Regions from separate parts of the Homo sapiens genome. Here region 1 is linked to region 2. Evidence: chromatin loops called from intact Hi-C (ENCODE). Cell type or tissue: endothelial cell of umbilical vein. All regions are shown on one strand. Each heading gives the region's core, and the rest is flanking DNA. Links, peaks and the distances in the headings are about the cores only. Region 1 overlaps LINC02268 (long intergenic non-protein coding RNA 2268). Region 2 overlaps GALNT7 (polypeptide N-acetylgalactosaminyltransferase 7).

Region 1 (8,349 bases), core at 12-8,011, 840 kb before region 2:
TCAACCTAATTAAAAAGAGAACTATTTATATTAGTGGACCTTCTCATATCAAAAACACTAGAGACAAATAAAAGGCAGAGAGACTACTCACATGTAATTTATCAATCTCCCGAAGAATTCACTACTTAAGTGTCCTTCATTTCTCTCTTTACAAATGAAAAGATTAAATGTTGAAGAGGAAGAAAGAGTTGCCCAAATTTACAATCTAGTTAGTGACCCTTATATGAAACTCAAGCCCAAAATTCTGCTTTTTTAATATCACATTGCAGGAGCTCTTTCCTAGGCCACTACCCAGGGCCAGATCTTTCCTTTCACTCCAGTAGATTTCTTTCCTGGTGATATGGTTTGGCTGTGTGCCCACCCAAATCCCACCTTGAATTATAATAATCCCCACATGTCAAAGGCAGGGCCAGGTGGAGATAATTGAATCGTGGGGGTGGTTTCCTCCATACTGTTCTCATGGTAGTGAATAAGTCTCACGAAACCTAATGGTTTTATAGATGTGAGTTCCCCTGCACAAGCTCTCTCGTCTGCCACCATGTAAGGTGTGACTTTGCTTCTCCTTTGCCTTCTGCCATGATTATGAGGCCTCCCCAGCCATGTGGAACTGTGAGTCCATTAAACCTCTTTCCTTTAAAATTACCCAGTCTCAAGTATGTCTTTATTAGCAGCATGAGAACAGAATAATACACCTCGTTTGCCTGAAGGAAGGCTCTCCAACAGATTTATTCTGCTCCTCAGCACCCAATTACCATCCAGAAAACGTAACTTCCATACCTCTGCTCTACTGCTTTACATCTCTAATGCCCCTCACTGAACACAGAAAATCATTTAAGCCCATTCTATTATATTTAAAGCCCATTGAGTCTGGCTCTATCTCTCTCTTTTGGGACATCTCTCTCTTTGGGGACATCACTCCGTCTTCAATCCCACACGAGTTTCAGTCCTGACAATCGTGCCTCCTCCTCTGTTGAGTTTTCCTTATTTCTCCTAGCTTGAGGAGCATCTCTGTGCTTGGAGTTTTCTAACATTATGACTCTCATACAGCAACTCTCCTCCTTTACCCAGTGCTGTAGTTATTGGTATGCTTTGTGTTTGTTTCACTACAGACTTCTGGAGTAGGAACTCAAGGGTAAAGTGATTAGCATGGGGTCTGGTGCTTTGAAGAGAGCCATAAGCATGAATTCTCCTTCTCAAACATTTTCTTCCCTCACACCTCTTCCCACAGTGTCTCTCAGACAGAAAGAACACACTAGGTGTTTATTTTTGGAACAGGTGGGTGTAGTTGGTCAGTTCTGGAATCAAGGCCATCTCTGAACCCCATCCTCTGTGCCTGCTGCTCCCCTGCCTGTCCTGACTTTCCTACTGACACCCACTGGTGTATGTCCCAATGTCTCTTCAAGGTCAGCCTGGATGCTGACTCCTTTCCATCCATACTGCTATTCCCGCCACCGTTTCTCCTCCTTCTGAACTCTGTCAGTGTAGATGGTCTGTTTTAGTGAATTGGCATTTAATCCTGCATTATTTCTGCTTTTATAAAGTTTTCATTTGTCCGGTTTCTCCAACTTTAGGACATGAGACCTTCCTTATATGTACCTTTTGATATATTTTCACACATGGAATTTGTCAAAATTCAATAATTCAGAGAATTTTAATAATACTTTTGAACCTACTGGCACACAATATTTTATAAACTTGCTAATACTCTGGTCTCCAGAAATAGTTACTGAAGCTTGCCAAAGTTGCTTGATTTCTCTTTGTACACAAAGGATTTGAAAAATTGTTTTCCTCCTCAGTATTAATTAAGTCCCAACATATGTCCCTTAAAATACAGGACACTGGGATATAAAGCCACCACCTAATTAAGGGAAACAAACATGAATTACCATTGCTGGACCTCCCTTCTCCCTGCTTTTCCATAGCTGTGGCCCGTTGGGATCTCCTAACAATGTGGAAAAGAGACCGACTGATATTGCTCATAGAAATATCGAGAATTTTGTTGCTATCATGACACATGGCTGGACACCATAAAATTTGGGCATGAACCTTTTCACCTGGTTCCAAATACTCTTTAAGTCTCTGTCCCCTTCTCTGACTAGAATAGCCACAGTCATAAAGAAGCGTGCAGCCTTCCATGGTCACTTGTGTCCCTAATCGTGGTCTATTTTGCCTGGAAAGTCTCTGTCCAGCAGCCTGCAATGAACTTAACATTAGTGCCCCCTGCCCCCAATTCGAGTGTTGAAATCCTAACTCCCAATGTGCTGGTATTAGGAGGTGGGGACTTTGGGAGGTCATTAGGTCATGAGAGTGGATCCGTCATGAATGGTAGTGCCTTTATAAAAGAGACCCGAGAGCTCTCTCACTCTCTTTCTACCCTGTGAAGATACAGCAAGAAATATGACCATCCACAACCTGCATGAGGGCCCTCACCACAACCCAGTCATGCTGGTAACCTGGTCTCAGACTTCCAGCCTCCAGAACTGTGAGAAAATGAATTTCTCTTGTTTAAGCCTCCCAAGTCTAGGGTAATTTAAGAACTCTAACTAAGACAGAGCTTGTCCCTTGTATGGATTTTCAAGCCTAAAACTGCTGACTTTGAGAGAGGTGATGAAAGGAAAATAGCTTTCTATATGGTTTGGGAGACTGGGGACATATGGGTGATGTTGGTGAGTTAGTGACTGCAGGGATCTGTGTGTGGTGGGGTGCTTGATGAAAAAAACTTGGAAAAGAATTGCTTTGTTACTAAATAGAACTGAGATGATACAATTTTTAGGTATAATTATGAAGCTTAATTATTACCAGGAAATCCTAGCTGCAATGTTTTATTCCTGCCTTTAAGAACATATTTGTAGATATTTTCTTTTCCCCTTTTTGAGTGAAGAATTAGCATGGGTCAAATTTTCTTCAGTTTCATCTTTCAGTAACACTTTTTTTTTCATTTTTCTGCTACTATTTACATGCACTTATTAAAAAGTCACCTAGTCCATTTTATTGTCATATTTTAATCAGTGCCTTTGCAATATGGACGTACATGGCCAAAGAAGCAATGACTCAAATATGAGTTTGTGAATACACCCTCAAGAATAGGCACTCCATGTAAAGATACAAAATGATAAAATATGTGGCTTATATGATTGCAAGTTAGTCTCAAGAAAATAAATACCATCTTTTGTATTTTTAAAGGCTCTGATTCTCGCTTTGCATGATTGATTGAAAAAACTAAAGAGAATTTACTCATTCACAGAGTTAACATTATTCATACACATATGTATTTCGCTCTATAAAATAGTCTCCAACTCTCCTGTTGCTATTTTTTTCCATTCCACAGACCTCATTACACTAAGTAAAAAAATAAATGGAGTAAGCACGTACGTGAGGGAGAACTTTACAAGCAGATAAGTCTTCCACCGTTGAAACCCTGCCAAAGTCAAACTGTGCAGTTTATTTTCAAAGAAAGAGTGGTTATCACTTGCATACACCACTCCAGCTCGCCTCATGCCAGATAAAATTAATGCCTAAAAACTTCAACTTGACTTTAAAACAAAACCTTAAATACTAAAACCTGATCTTTATCAGGCTGTTATAGGAGAAGATGACATCTCTACGCCAACCGCAGATATCTATTTATAAAAGAAAGGAGTTGTACTTTGGCAATCATGTTGCAGACCAATAAAACAATCTAAACCACTCCTCAGACAGCATAATCTACATGACTGCATTATGCTCACAACATGAAAAGGATGAAAAATAACTGACTATTCAAATATGTATTGATTTGGATCATTAGATTACAGTTATGTTGGGGCATATCTCCAGTAACTTTTCACTAGCATATTTTCATTGCACAGTTGAAGCTAGTTAAATCTGCTCCATTGATTTCTTATTTCAGTGAACTGCTGGACATTTTTGCGGGGAGGGAGATTAAGTAGTTTATACAGTGACACAATAACCAATTCAATTTCTAAAATTAGAGTCTAATTATAAGGTGGCAAAAGCCTTGAGGACATAAAATGTGTTAGCCAAACTAAATAGATTGCTTTACATAAAGTAAAAAAAAAAGTGAAAAAATTTCGTAGTAATATTTTAAGTAAATATCAATGGAGTAAGTGTGACAGATAACTATTTCTTGTTTCATCAGGAATTATACTTTCTAAATAGTTATACTGATCCAAAATAATAATGGAATTAATTTCAAATGTACATGTATATATCATGATATATACACAAATCACCATCTTCATAAATATCACTCTTTAATATGTGAAATTTTTGGTATTTTTATATATATAGACCAGTTATACAGTGACAGGAGGTTGACCATAAGAAAAAAAGACTGAAATTCTTTGGCTGGAAAGTGCCGTAATTACCTTTCCCGTTTCAGAGTCTGTTTCACATTGTGTGACTGCTGTCATGTTCAAAAATAAGTCCCTTATAAAGTTAGACACTAGGTGGCAATAGAAACCCCCCTTTGCTGCCTTTGTCCATTACCTTGCATTTGAAATCCACTCTCTCTTATTGACTTTTAAGTTTCACATAAAAATCAAAAACAGGAAAACAGCCACATTTCTATCACTCCTCTCTCATCATAATATTCCCTTTCTTATGATGAAAGATTATGTTTCAGGTGAACCAAAGTATTTCATGTGCCTATGATGCAGGATTTGGAAAATAAGTTCATCATGTTTGTTACATTTGTCATTTGCGTATTTAGCACTGAAGATGGTACGTTTGTTTATAAATGCTAAACAATGTATTAACATTTTATTGAACCAAAATAAGTTGTATGCTTTAATGCAAGCATCTGTGTATGATACATCAAATTCAATTCATGAAATACCATAATATTGATGACTTAGGTACCTTTTTAGCACTGCATTTCTAATAAGGATTTTCTCCTAAAGTGAATAACAAGAGGCGAGCTTATTGCCAATAAAGATTAAAGATGTGCTTTTCCCAAAATAATGTAAACTGGGAGGAAGAGAAGTATTCAGAGAACGAACAGAAATTTAATATGATAGTATTCATTAGTATTATCCATAAAACCACTGTCAGAATATGTTTAAATTTTTATATAAAATGGCATTGAGGGTTTCAGGGGGAAAGAAGGGCAGAGTATTTGAATAGTGAAGTATCAGTCAAAATGAACATTTATTTTGTCGGCTGGCTCTACTGTATTGCCAGCACATTTACCTTGTTGTACTACACAAAGTAGGCTGACCACCAATTCAATTCAAACTGCTGAACTTGATGTATGGGGTTTGTATGGTTTAAGCCCCTGGTTACTTTCAAGTTTGCTTCTCTTGTTCTTTACCTGGCCGAGGTTTACATGGGTTGAATTGGGAAGGAATTTTTTTTCCAGTGAAATGATTATAGATTTTTTTTTTAAGTTTGGTATCTGGCCAGGTTTCTAAGATTGTCTTCCTGATTATTTGCTGACAGTATTAATTGATGATACTCTAGAGACTGAGTAATTTTGAAAATAAGCATTTTCACTGTATCAAATTAAAAACTCATTCCAGATTAAAGGAGTCGAAAGAGACAACCAAATTCACTGTGTAATTTTTTATTGGATCCTGGATCAGAAACAATAAAGCATTGAGGAACAACTGTCTACTAGATAATATGTTTCTTGGGTATGTTATATTATGGTTTTATAGGAGAATATTCTTGTTCTTAAGGTGATATATGCTAAAGTATTTGGGGCTAAAATGTTATGTTGACTGCAACTAACTTTCAAGTGAATAAGCACAAAAAATATACATAGAGATGAAGAAAGAAAAAAGCAAATGAAGCAAGTTGTTAAAAAAAGGATGACCCTAAGATATGTTGGTGTTCATTATATAATTCTTCACATCTTTCAAAATAAAAAATTGGGAAAAAAATCAATCAACTTTATCTCTGGAAGTACACAATAGAAAATATGTATTACTATTCTTTTATTTCCTACTTGTCCAGAATGAATCTATCATTTTCTCTAGATGAACTGTACTCCAGATATTCTAAGGTTAATATTTACTTGATTTTTTGTGGCTGACAAAAATTTTGTCTTAAGGGTAAGATAAGAATGATATTTGTTTCTTGAACAGATTGTAAGGCATGAAGAAGGAAAAAAACCACTTGTTTTTATAAGAAAATCTGTTCCTTCTTCTATAATCCCAACTGTCCCAAGCTGAATCACTAGGCATTGGATACACAGTGTGCTATCGGAGGCTGAGTCATCCCTGCTGCAAATCGAAACTGTGGATCTGAAAAGAATTTTCTCATCTAAACCAGAGCTTCAGTCTCCCAGGTGATGTAGTTTTTATGGTGTTATCAGTTTAAAAAATTTCCTCATAGAACGTATGCTTATAATAATCTAAATTCCAGTAAATAATATGACAGAAAAAGCATTTGGAAATATGGAATAGGAATTTTGATGACCACGTCTTGCTATGGAAAGTTAAACCAGCTCCTGGGCGAGCATGTTAATGAAGAAAGCTGTTAACTGTTATATTTTTATTCAGCAAAACAGCCATTAAATATTGTTTGTTTATAGTACTCCACCTTATTCAAAAAGGAATTTGAGGCCAAACATGTAGTAAAAGAGCATTTAAGATATGAGTAGTTTGAAAAAGGAAATTATATTTATCACATTAGCACAGGGTAGGGACATAAAAAATATCAAAATCCATGTGTCAGGCTTTTAATAAACAAATAAAAATTCAGTTTCGAGGTGTATCACATGTCTTCTGAATGGAATCCTAGAAATAAAATACGTATTTTGCTTTCTTTGTTGAAATAGAAAAGTTTAAGCTATATGGTTAAAAAGAATAAATATATGTCATTTACATATAAAATATATGCAATGTAATATGCATAACATAATTATTATATGTAGATATATAATTGTAGTACATATAAATATTGTACTATATTTAATTTATGTATGAAATATATATTTTAAATAATATATTTAATTAATATAATTAATATATTAATATATTTTCATTACTCATTTGCTTATCATATATCTATAAATGTAGCATTTTGAAATTAATTTGGCTTATAAACATATTTATAACTATTTAAATAATATAGGACTTTATTTTAGACAAAATATTAATTTTTCCAGAGTGACCTTATACAACTGCCATTCTCAAACCCTGATATTTGTGCTTATAACTTTTTTCATGACTTTATAATTTTTTCATTAGGTTTCTTAAAAATTGAATGTAGCTCCCCTGTTTCAAAGTATGGCCACATCATGGGGTCTCCTGGGCTTTAAATCACTTTCTGAATGTGGATGGGGTGTGTCTACTTATTCGTAGTTGGATTTATCTGAGAAAAACCTTTGTAGGAGCTAAACATATATATATTTTTTACATACCATATACAGATGATCATATTACATAGGACACATGTGATAAATTAATAAGGAGAACAAAACTTTAGGACAAAAGTTTAAATAATCTTATGAACATATTTCAGTCATATTTAAAAGCTGGCATAGAGGTGACTAAGTAAAAAAACTTGAATATTTTACAAACCACAATGTATATCTTACATGATCATGCTTATTCTTTAAGACACTTCCACTATGTATAAATGACAGTGAGAAAGGGGGGGAAATATCATATTACCTCTAAGGAGGGAAACCCTCTGTATTATAGTTAGCTGTTTGTTAAGCAAAGAGAGGAGGTTACAATTTATATCTTCCTGATGAAAAGATAAACTCAAGATTCCAAGGGAAAGAAGCTTAATTTTTATTCTTTTACATTTTGAAACTACATGTTGGAAGAAGTGCAGTGGGGTTTTTTTTTCTTCTGTTTTTGTTTTTGTTTTTGTTTTCTCCAATTTTAAGCAGGCTGTCTTCAGTGGCCAAAGATCAACGCCCTCACCCATTATTCCCAGGCTCCAATTGCTGCTTCCTGCTAGGTTTGCTGTAAAACCAGAAGGATGGACAAGTAGGATTGGCAGCACCCTGGTGTCCTCTTGTTGCTCCTCTATCTGGGGCTGAGCCACATTATTCTTAGAGACTTCCTACAGGAAATGCTCAAAATTTTAGGAGAGCCAAGACATCCACACATAACTCTGCCCTCTGTTTTGATTATATAGAATTTGTTTTCTGAACTTCAGAACCTAGTTCAAGAGATTGCTTCAAGTCATGCACGTAAAGGCTGAATTCTCTTCATAAAAGCCTTTTCAGTTTTTCTTTGTGAAGCTTTAGGCTAGGGATTACCATTCAGGCCACACTCTCTCTCTCCATGTGCTCATTTTTCCTACTCACAGAGCAGAAGCAAATTTTCCTGCATTAAGAGCAGAAAAGAAAACAAGATTTTGGAGATTCTGACTTATTAAAATCTTGAACTC
Region 2 (8,349 bases), core at 127-8,126:
TACAGTGTATCAAAATCTGCATAAATCAAATTTATAAAATGTGTAGAAATGCATAGTGATATTACCAACTTACAAAGCAAGGATATGGGAATTATTTCCAAAGCAGCCTACAGTAGAAAATAGTCATTATGGCAGCAGCTTCTGATGTTTTTGTTTGGTAGGTTTTCTGATTTCAATATATAGAATCATATTCATAGAGTATCTTCTTTTAACGAATTGCACAAAGTACCCATTTAAAATTTACATGCACAGTTCATTGCCACCTTTCTTAGGCCTATGCATAGTTAATAAGGTTATAATCTACTCAACATGGAAAATGGAGCCTATTTGCAAACACACAAGTAATTAAAGTACCAATTCTCTCTTAGTTTCTTTTTTTATAGTTGGTTTATTTTGCAATTATAAATGTTAAACATCCCTAGAGATGAAAGTTAAAATGGTTGATCACAGATCAGTAGCAAAATACAAATTGACAATTCAAAATTATAAATAAAACTCTGTTGAGGATGTTTAACTTTGAGTCTCCAAATTTAAGAGCTAAGCTTGGAAGAAACAAATTTATAGGTTATATTTCCCTCTTAAATTAAAAAACAAACTTCCTCTGGCAGTAGTTTGTGAATTCCTTTCATTGTAATGATACCATGATTACAGGATCAAAAATGCTTAACTTACTTGCCATTCTGCTCACATCATCACAGTTGTTTTTTTTTTTTTAAGCACTCAATGTAGGCATTTTAATCTTCTGGATAACAGAGTATCTTTTGAGAAATTAAAATCGAATTGACCATTTGCAATATTTGGTTTTCCTAATAGGTACTGTCTTAGTAAATGTTTAAATCCAAACAAATCTTCTGTTCACCGGAAAAATACTAATAAAAATACACTTTCTAAAAAGAAATTAAGAAACACTAGGGAACACCTAATGTAACAGAAAGTAGTTCACGTTTGTTAATAAACTGTATTTTTAAATAGTCCTTTGTTTTTAAATTTTAAAAACGTGCAGATAATGTCATTTGGATGAAAATATAAATGAAACATCAGTTCACTCTTGGCTTCACAGGTTGCACAGCTTAGGTTATAATGCACACAAGTTTTATAAGGCCTAATCTAACAAGGGCTTGGAAAGTCTTACCTCAGTCAGAATGAACCTTTGATGTGTTTATAACGGTGTTTTGTTGTTTTTGTCACCCTCGCTTTCAAGGGATAACAATAACAACTGATAATAGTTTTCTGTATTGGCAGGTATTGGAGAAAAGTAAATCCCAAATGTCAGTGGACAATTTTTCTCTAGTTGGAAGACTCCTTTGCAATCCTAGAAGTAGGTATGGACAGAGGGCACTGGGAATGCCAGTAGGTAAGGGAGTGAATGCTACACAACTTCCAACCCTATGGGACAGCCTTGGGATGTTCCATATTGTCATTTCTTTTTCAAGCCATACAAAGTTCAACTTTATAGCAAATGGCAGCACATAAATTCATTTCTGAGTAGTAAAAGTATTCCCCATACAGGTGACAAGTCCATCATTACCATCCTATAGATTTCATCACAAGCTCTTGAAATATATACTGAGAAATGAAAGAGGCACTAAATGTGTTGAAATTCACCTTTCAAAAAAGCAGCATGACTGTGAAGGAAGGCCACCTTGGCTAATAACCTGTGGCAGTGCTTCAAAAAGATGTAAAATTAAATAAAGACACAACAGGTTGATAATCACCAAGTTATATATGAAAGTCTGGCTACTCCAACCTTTTTTCAAGTGTGTTAAAAATAAAAATCAAACTGCCTTTCAGACCCCTGAGTGTAATCCCAAAGAAGACAACATGCTTTAACTCTGTCTAATAAAACAGAGCTAAAGGCACAAATTACCAACATCATCTTAAAACACAACAAAAAGATGTAAACATCTACAAAGTTTAAGGTAAAAGCAGTCTTGTAAACAGTAACTGCAGATGATAATGTTATTGTAAAATCACAGTTTATCAATGTCCTTCAAACTGATCAGGAGGTTCCAGGTTTGGAGCTATACAGAGTTAATAACAATAGTTGCAGCAGGTTTCAGGCGGTTTTCAGTCCTGTATAAATTTACTTGTCAGTAGGTAGGTTATTGGTTTATTTTTTTCTCTCTAAACACTATGGATGTTATTCATTTCCCATTTTTGAGTCGTTTTACTGGAGTCACAATTGGAGATGAATACTTGATGCAGGACCTCTGAGCGATCTAAACACTTTCCTGAAGGAATATGAGTAAATCTGTGCAGGTTCTGGAAAACACAGTAAGAAAAAAGTTTCAAATTTGGACCCTTGATATCACTGACATCAGAAATCATCACTTGACTTTCATGAGGAGACAGTTTAAGGAAATGGAAAAGCTTCTCAACCACACCTCAGACTTTGGATTTCTCTTGATTGTCAGTTTTCTGGATTTCTCTTGATTGTCAGTTTTCTAAGTCCTAAGATCTTTCATTGTTAAGTCACAATATACTGCTGGTATCTCACACTCAATGTATACAAACCTAAATTCATTATCTGCCCCTCCAAATCTATGTCTCTTGTTCCTATCCTGGCTAATGACATTCCCAGCTCTCTAGTCCTTAGGAAATACTGCACTTTTCCTCATTCACTCACATACCAGTCACTAAGGATGGATATGTGCAATGTCTCTGGTTTATATTCCTTCCCATCGCCACTGCAGATGCCCTGGTTTGGCCCTCACCATATGCTGTAGGTTTCTTCAATATAGCTCAGAGCTTCTCAAAGTCTGGTCCTCAGACTATCCAGGATTGGGTCTGTAAGGCCGAAACTATTTTCATCATAATACGAAGACACCATTGCCTTTTCACTTTAGCAACATTTATACCGATAGTGCAAAAGCAATGGTGAGTAAAACTGATGGTGCCTTAGCATGAATCAAACTATGCTAGTACCTATAGTTGTATTGCTCATGGCCACACACAGTTGAAAAGTAAATGCCGGTTTCACTTAAGGATGTCACTGATGAAGGAGCAAAACATTCGTTTTATTCAGTCTTGACCCCTCAGTATACTTAAAAAAAATTCTATGAGATGAAGTGGGAAGTACGTATCAAGTACTTCCATATAATGAGGTACAATGCTCAAGGATATCAGTCTACACTGGAAATAACTTTTAAGAAACTACCACTTAATTATTAAGTTGTGGTGTACAATAAAAAAACAGCCACAATTATATGAACGGCTATTAAAGTACTCGCTCCCTTTACAAACTGTATGCTTGTGTGGGGCTGGGTTTCCCTCATATACTTGAACGAAAACAACATTTCAGATCAGACCAAATGAAGCAGGAGTATGAGAATCCAGCTGTCTTCTTCTATTAAACCAGACATTAAAGAGATTTGCAAAAATACAGAATTCCATTCTTCTCACTATTTTTTGTGGGTAAACATAGTTATTTTTCATTAAAAATGTCATTTACATTAATGTTTAATAAGTATATTATTATTACTTTTAGATGAATTAATATATAAAAACTTTACAAATTTCTCAGACACTTTCCAGTTCTGGAAATATTGCTAGTGATAACCTATATAAACAAAAGCAATTTGGGGGTGGGGGAGCTCAAAAATTTTTAAGAGTGTAAAGGGAATCCAGAGGACAGAAAGTTTGAGAACTGCTGCTCAAGCTGATCTCGTTGCTTCATCAGTCCATACCTCACGTTTCCAGAATTATTTTCCTAAAAGTAGCCATTGTTTTCCATCACTACCTTCCTCAAATAAGGTCTATCCCTCTCCAAAACTTAAAAAATGAAGTTCGGTGCTCTTTCCTCCAAAGCACAATTGAGGGATACCAAATGAAATACAATTCTTTGAATTTTCTACATGTTTTCATGCCACATCTTTGCTCATCCAGGCTTTCTTATTTACTTTCCATGGAAAGCCTTTTTACACTTCAGGACTTGTGCAATGACACTTCCTCTATGAAACTCCTCAGCAGTAATTCCTCCCATGAATCACTCTTTTCTGTCCTATGGCATTTTGCTTATCTCTATTTTTGCATTTCTTTCTTCTCTGCCATTATATAATAGCGTGCTTTAGCTATATTTTTGAACTCCCCTACAGTCTAACATATTATTGGTCCCCAAGTGAATGTTCAGTAATATCTAACACACAAATGTATATTCAGTGCTGCGTCTTTAAAATACCTAAAACATGTTATGTGTCATTTTTTGTTCAATTACTTCTTGATGTAGTTTCTGGTGTGTTAGCCCTCTTTTACTATTTTGCTAATATTGTTCTCACTGACCCCTACTATTTATTGCTATTATATATCCTTTTTTTTTGTGAAAATAAATGCTCCACTCTTTAAGGTTTATGCTATTCTTCTCCTTCCTAACTTGTTATAAGAAACAAAATCATCAATTGATACGTGCTTATCACTTCCTGGAAATTATCTGTAAATGACAGTAACAGGGAATGTTAAGCTAGGTCATATCATTATTACATAGCAAACAAGTCCTTGCTTGCATGACAGATGGGATATGATAACAAATACTGGGTGAGTAAATAAAATGGAGGGTTGACAGATTTTTTTAGTGTGAGGCAGCTTTCCCCACTTTTTGTTTAATAATAAATTGATTTATGTTAGCCAAATCTAGAATTTGAAAACTATACATAAATCTATTAATATGTTGTAATCCTCAACTTGCCACAGAGCTTTAAATACTCACAGCTGAAACACAAAGCTACCCCAGCAGTGTCACGTGAATAACTAAATTTGACCATTAAAGTAAGCAACTAGCTACATTTATCCCACTGTATTTAGCACACAACAATGATAAAGACGTTATGAAAGCCTAGATTTCAAGTTTTATTTGTTTGTCTCTATCTCCACCTGCTGGACAATATCAAATATTAACCAAATTTTTAATAGTATAAATATATTTAAATATATTTTACTTTAATGAATGATTCATTTACATTTCAAAAATCAGATTTTGATGAGAGCAATGGTGATGACTGCCTCACAGAACACTGACTTTCTTGTATTACTAAAATTAGCAGTGCTCTTTATAGACATCATCGTGGCCTCATTACATGACAATATTGTAAGAGAGAACAAAAGTGATGCCTCATTATAGAACAATGAGTCATCCAGTGCTCAGGAAAACCTATGCAAGGGACTAAATGAGAGGAAAATGCAAGTGAATTTGAATGCAGGTTTTAAGATTTATTTATCTAAATTCCACATGCTAGATGTTACTGAAAATGAAAAGCATATAATATTTCAGAAGTTAAAATGCAGAATACCTTGAAGTACTGCCATTCCTTAAATTCATTTAGATTACAGTGTGTAATCATAACTTTTGATCCATCAGCTCCCTTTGTCAAACACTGGTCATACTGCATGAGTTGATTTGCTTCATTGATTCTGAAAAGCTGTAAAAGGAAAAGAGAGAATTAAGTAACAGAGGCACCTTCCCTGCTGATGTGCATTTGAAAAGAAAGAAACTTAACTCCTATAATTAAATTGAATGACTAACTTATTTTTCCATAATTTTGTTTAGAACTGTAAGTCCACAGACAAATTATATTTATTTTGATGTTAGTGAAGATCCTTATTAACACTGAAATCATTAAGTTCTTTAGTCTCTAAGATACCAAATGGGTCACTAACACAAATTTATTAAGTACCAACAATGTGAAAAAATGAAAAAGCAAAAACATACCCACATAAGTAAGAGAATATATATTAGTGAAATATACATTACTGGCAGTAACACTCTATTTGCAAAAAGATGAGGATTAGTGAGCAATACTTGCAAAAAATTGTTAGGGAGCTAGGCTTACATAGTTACGGTAGTGACAAATATATACTCCCACAGGAATATATTTTAATCCCTTATATTAGACATTAATTCTAGATTCTGACTGCTTATGTGAAAACCAATACTGCTATTATTCCCATCATTTAAGTGAATGTTTTAACACTGTCAATTTTTTTACAGAATGTTTTACTTTATCAAAACAAACAAAATTACCAAATCGAAAACCAAAGTACAAAGATCACTCTGTGATCAATAAACCTGATGGCCCTCAATACGGAACAACTTAAACACAAAAGTAAGGTGGTTTACCTGATTCCCTCCCATCCTGTGGCAGGGTCCTAGTTCAACAAAGCCTCCATTTGTTTTTCCCATGCTATCAATGCAGTAAGCAGTTTCGAAGCCTCTGATCTAAAAAAATGAATAAAGACGCAAAAAGCAGGCAACAGTTTAGTTTTTGATGAACTCTGGCATCAGAATTTAACATTTCATGTTAAATATTACAGTTTACAGGGAAAATCTGGGTATGTGTAGTGACAGGTTATTACTGGATTGTCAATCTTTACATAGTTTTGAAATAACTTATGGTCTTGAAGTCAACACTGGAATGGGTTCTTTCTCTAAGAGCAAAGGACTATACATTTCCGTAAAATACCACAGAGAAAAAAAAAGTTACCATTAATTGCAATTTCAGAATCACAGTAATTCATGTGAATGAGAAGCAAATAGAGAACCTAACCACAGTGGTAATAAACACTGGCCTGGCCCTAGATATCTAGAACAGACTGGATTTGTAAGGGACCTCTCCCAAATGGCTATGCAGCACTTTTGGTAGCTGCCTGTAGGGGTCTAGGGTGCATAGGCCATGCATGGCACATGACCAGGCAGTGAGGCTTTTCTCTATAAACGTAGATGAAAAGCAAACACAGGTTTCCATCTTTGGAATGTACATTTTGTATGAAAAGAACTATTTTTGGAAAAGCCATTTATTTCTCTGAATTATAAATCGCTATACTATTTGGATAAAATGTTTTATTCTTGCATTCAGTCAGCAAATATGGACTGTGCACCTATAATGATAACAGGTTTTGAGGATATGAAGAGGTGCAAGTCATGGTCCTCACCGCCTGTAGAGAGACAGAGGGGTAGTGGACCAGTCAGGACAGAGGTGTGAATGTACAGAGGAAGAGCTGCTCACCCTGCCTGGAGGAGCTCCAAAGACTGCCCCAAGAGACACCTTTAAAACAGGTAGGGGTTTACCCTGGAATGTTAAGGAAATGCCGAGAAATGAAGTATAAAGTGCAGATGTCAGAATGGGAAGAGGTTAAACTGAAGATATACTTGGGAGTGAGACAGTAAAAGGAGGACAGAAAATTCCATTTATTCATTCATGTATTTATTCAATCATCAAATATTAAGTACCTGATGTGTGCCAGGCATGTTGTAGGCTCTGAAACACTAGTGAACAAAATAAAGACACCTACCCCAGTAATGGGCATGCCACAGTGAATGTGGGCCCCTGCCTCCATTCACTCTGGGAATGTAAGGGAAAAAAGACAGAATATAAGTTAAAAAACATAGTAGACAATTTGTCTGTTATGGCAAAAGGTGATAAGTGTGGTGAAAAAAAGGAAAAGAAGAGGAAGTTAGGGTGGGAGCTAGGGCGTTGGGAAGTAACAAGGTGGACCTCACTGAGAAGTGGTAGGTCAGCAGACTTGAAGGAGGTGTGAGAGCTGGCCATGCATGCGTGTATCTGCAAGGAAGCATTCCTGGCAGAGGGAACAGCACAGGCAGGCACATGCCTGGAGGGAGTCTGAGGACCAGTAAGGACATGGGGCTGGAGTGGAGTGGGGAGAGCAGTAGCAGGTGAGGCCAGAGAGGAATGGGGACAGATGTTGTGGATCTTGGAGACTACCAGAAAGGACTTTGTCTTCACTCATAGGTGAAGGTGCAGGGTTTCTAGCAGAAGAAGGACATGATTTGCCTTTATTTTAAAACAGTCACTCTGACTGCTGTATTTGAAATAGGCTGTAGGAGAGTCAACAAGTTAGTCTCAGTGAGAGATGATGGTGGCTTAGACCAGGCAACAAGGGATCAGATTCTGGAACTAGATATGAAGTGCGAGACAAAGACAGGATTCATGGAAGACTCCAAAGTTTTTGACCAAGAAATCAGCAAAGATGGGTTGGGGGGAGGAGATAGGAAGTTCAATTTAGGCTATGTCGAGTTTGAAATGCCTGTTACACATTCAAGTCCTGATGTTAAGCATACAGTTGGATATACTTGTCTGGGCCCTCAGAGAGAGATCTGTGTGTTGAAAGGCTTATGGTCTAGTTGGAGTTAAACATAATTTGCTGTAATAGGACAGGTAAAATAAGAGTATAGGGAAAAAGTATATTAAAGCAAGAAGTACAGAGAGAGCAGCATGAGTGTCCTCTGTTGGTTTTTCCTTCTATTCCTGAACTCTAAATGCTGGCGTTTCTGACGGATGGGTCTAGTCTTCTCTTCTCTATCTGTGTTTTCTCCCTCGGGGACCTCATTCAGTCCCATGA

Evidence for each region. A loop is a pair of places that touch in the nucleus more often than their neighbours do. Peaks named below come from ENCODE experiments on the same cell type or tissue, not always from the same donor. Only the 100,000 strongest peaks of a DNase experiment are listed, where the experiment ranks them.
Region 1: a loop joins it to region 2, with 11 times the contacts of the local background. A loop is called at or near these places in 5 of 110 quality-filtered maps.

What each region holds. Positions count from the first base shown.
Region 1 is chr4:174,152,527-174,160,875 of GRCh38, reverse strand. All of the region lies in intron 1 of LINC02268 (long intergenic non-protein coding RNA 2268), which reads left to right. Among named protein-coding and RNA genes, the nearest start is that of LINC02268, 64 kb to the left of the region's middle. In endothelial cell of umbilical vein, for the core only: a CTCF peak has its summit at 4,455 (motif pointing right); a DNase peak (open chromatin) is centred at 4,455.
Region 2 is chr4:173,315,493-173,323,841 of GRCh38, reverse strand. It overlaps GALNT7 (polypeptide N-acetylgalactosaminyltransferase 7), which reads right to left. Exons shown (of 12, transcript NM_017423.3): 10 at 6,110-6,208; 11 at 5,283-5,411; 12 at 1-2,262. The coding sequence ends at 2,125. Among named protein-coding and RNA genes, the nearest start is that of HMGB2, 15 kb to the left of the region's middle. In endothelial cell of umbilical vein, for the core only: CTCF peaks have their summits at 4,859 (motif pointing left) and 6,646; a DNase peak (open chromatin) is centred at 4,971; H3K27ac peaks cover 764 bases.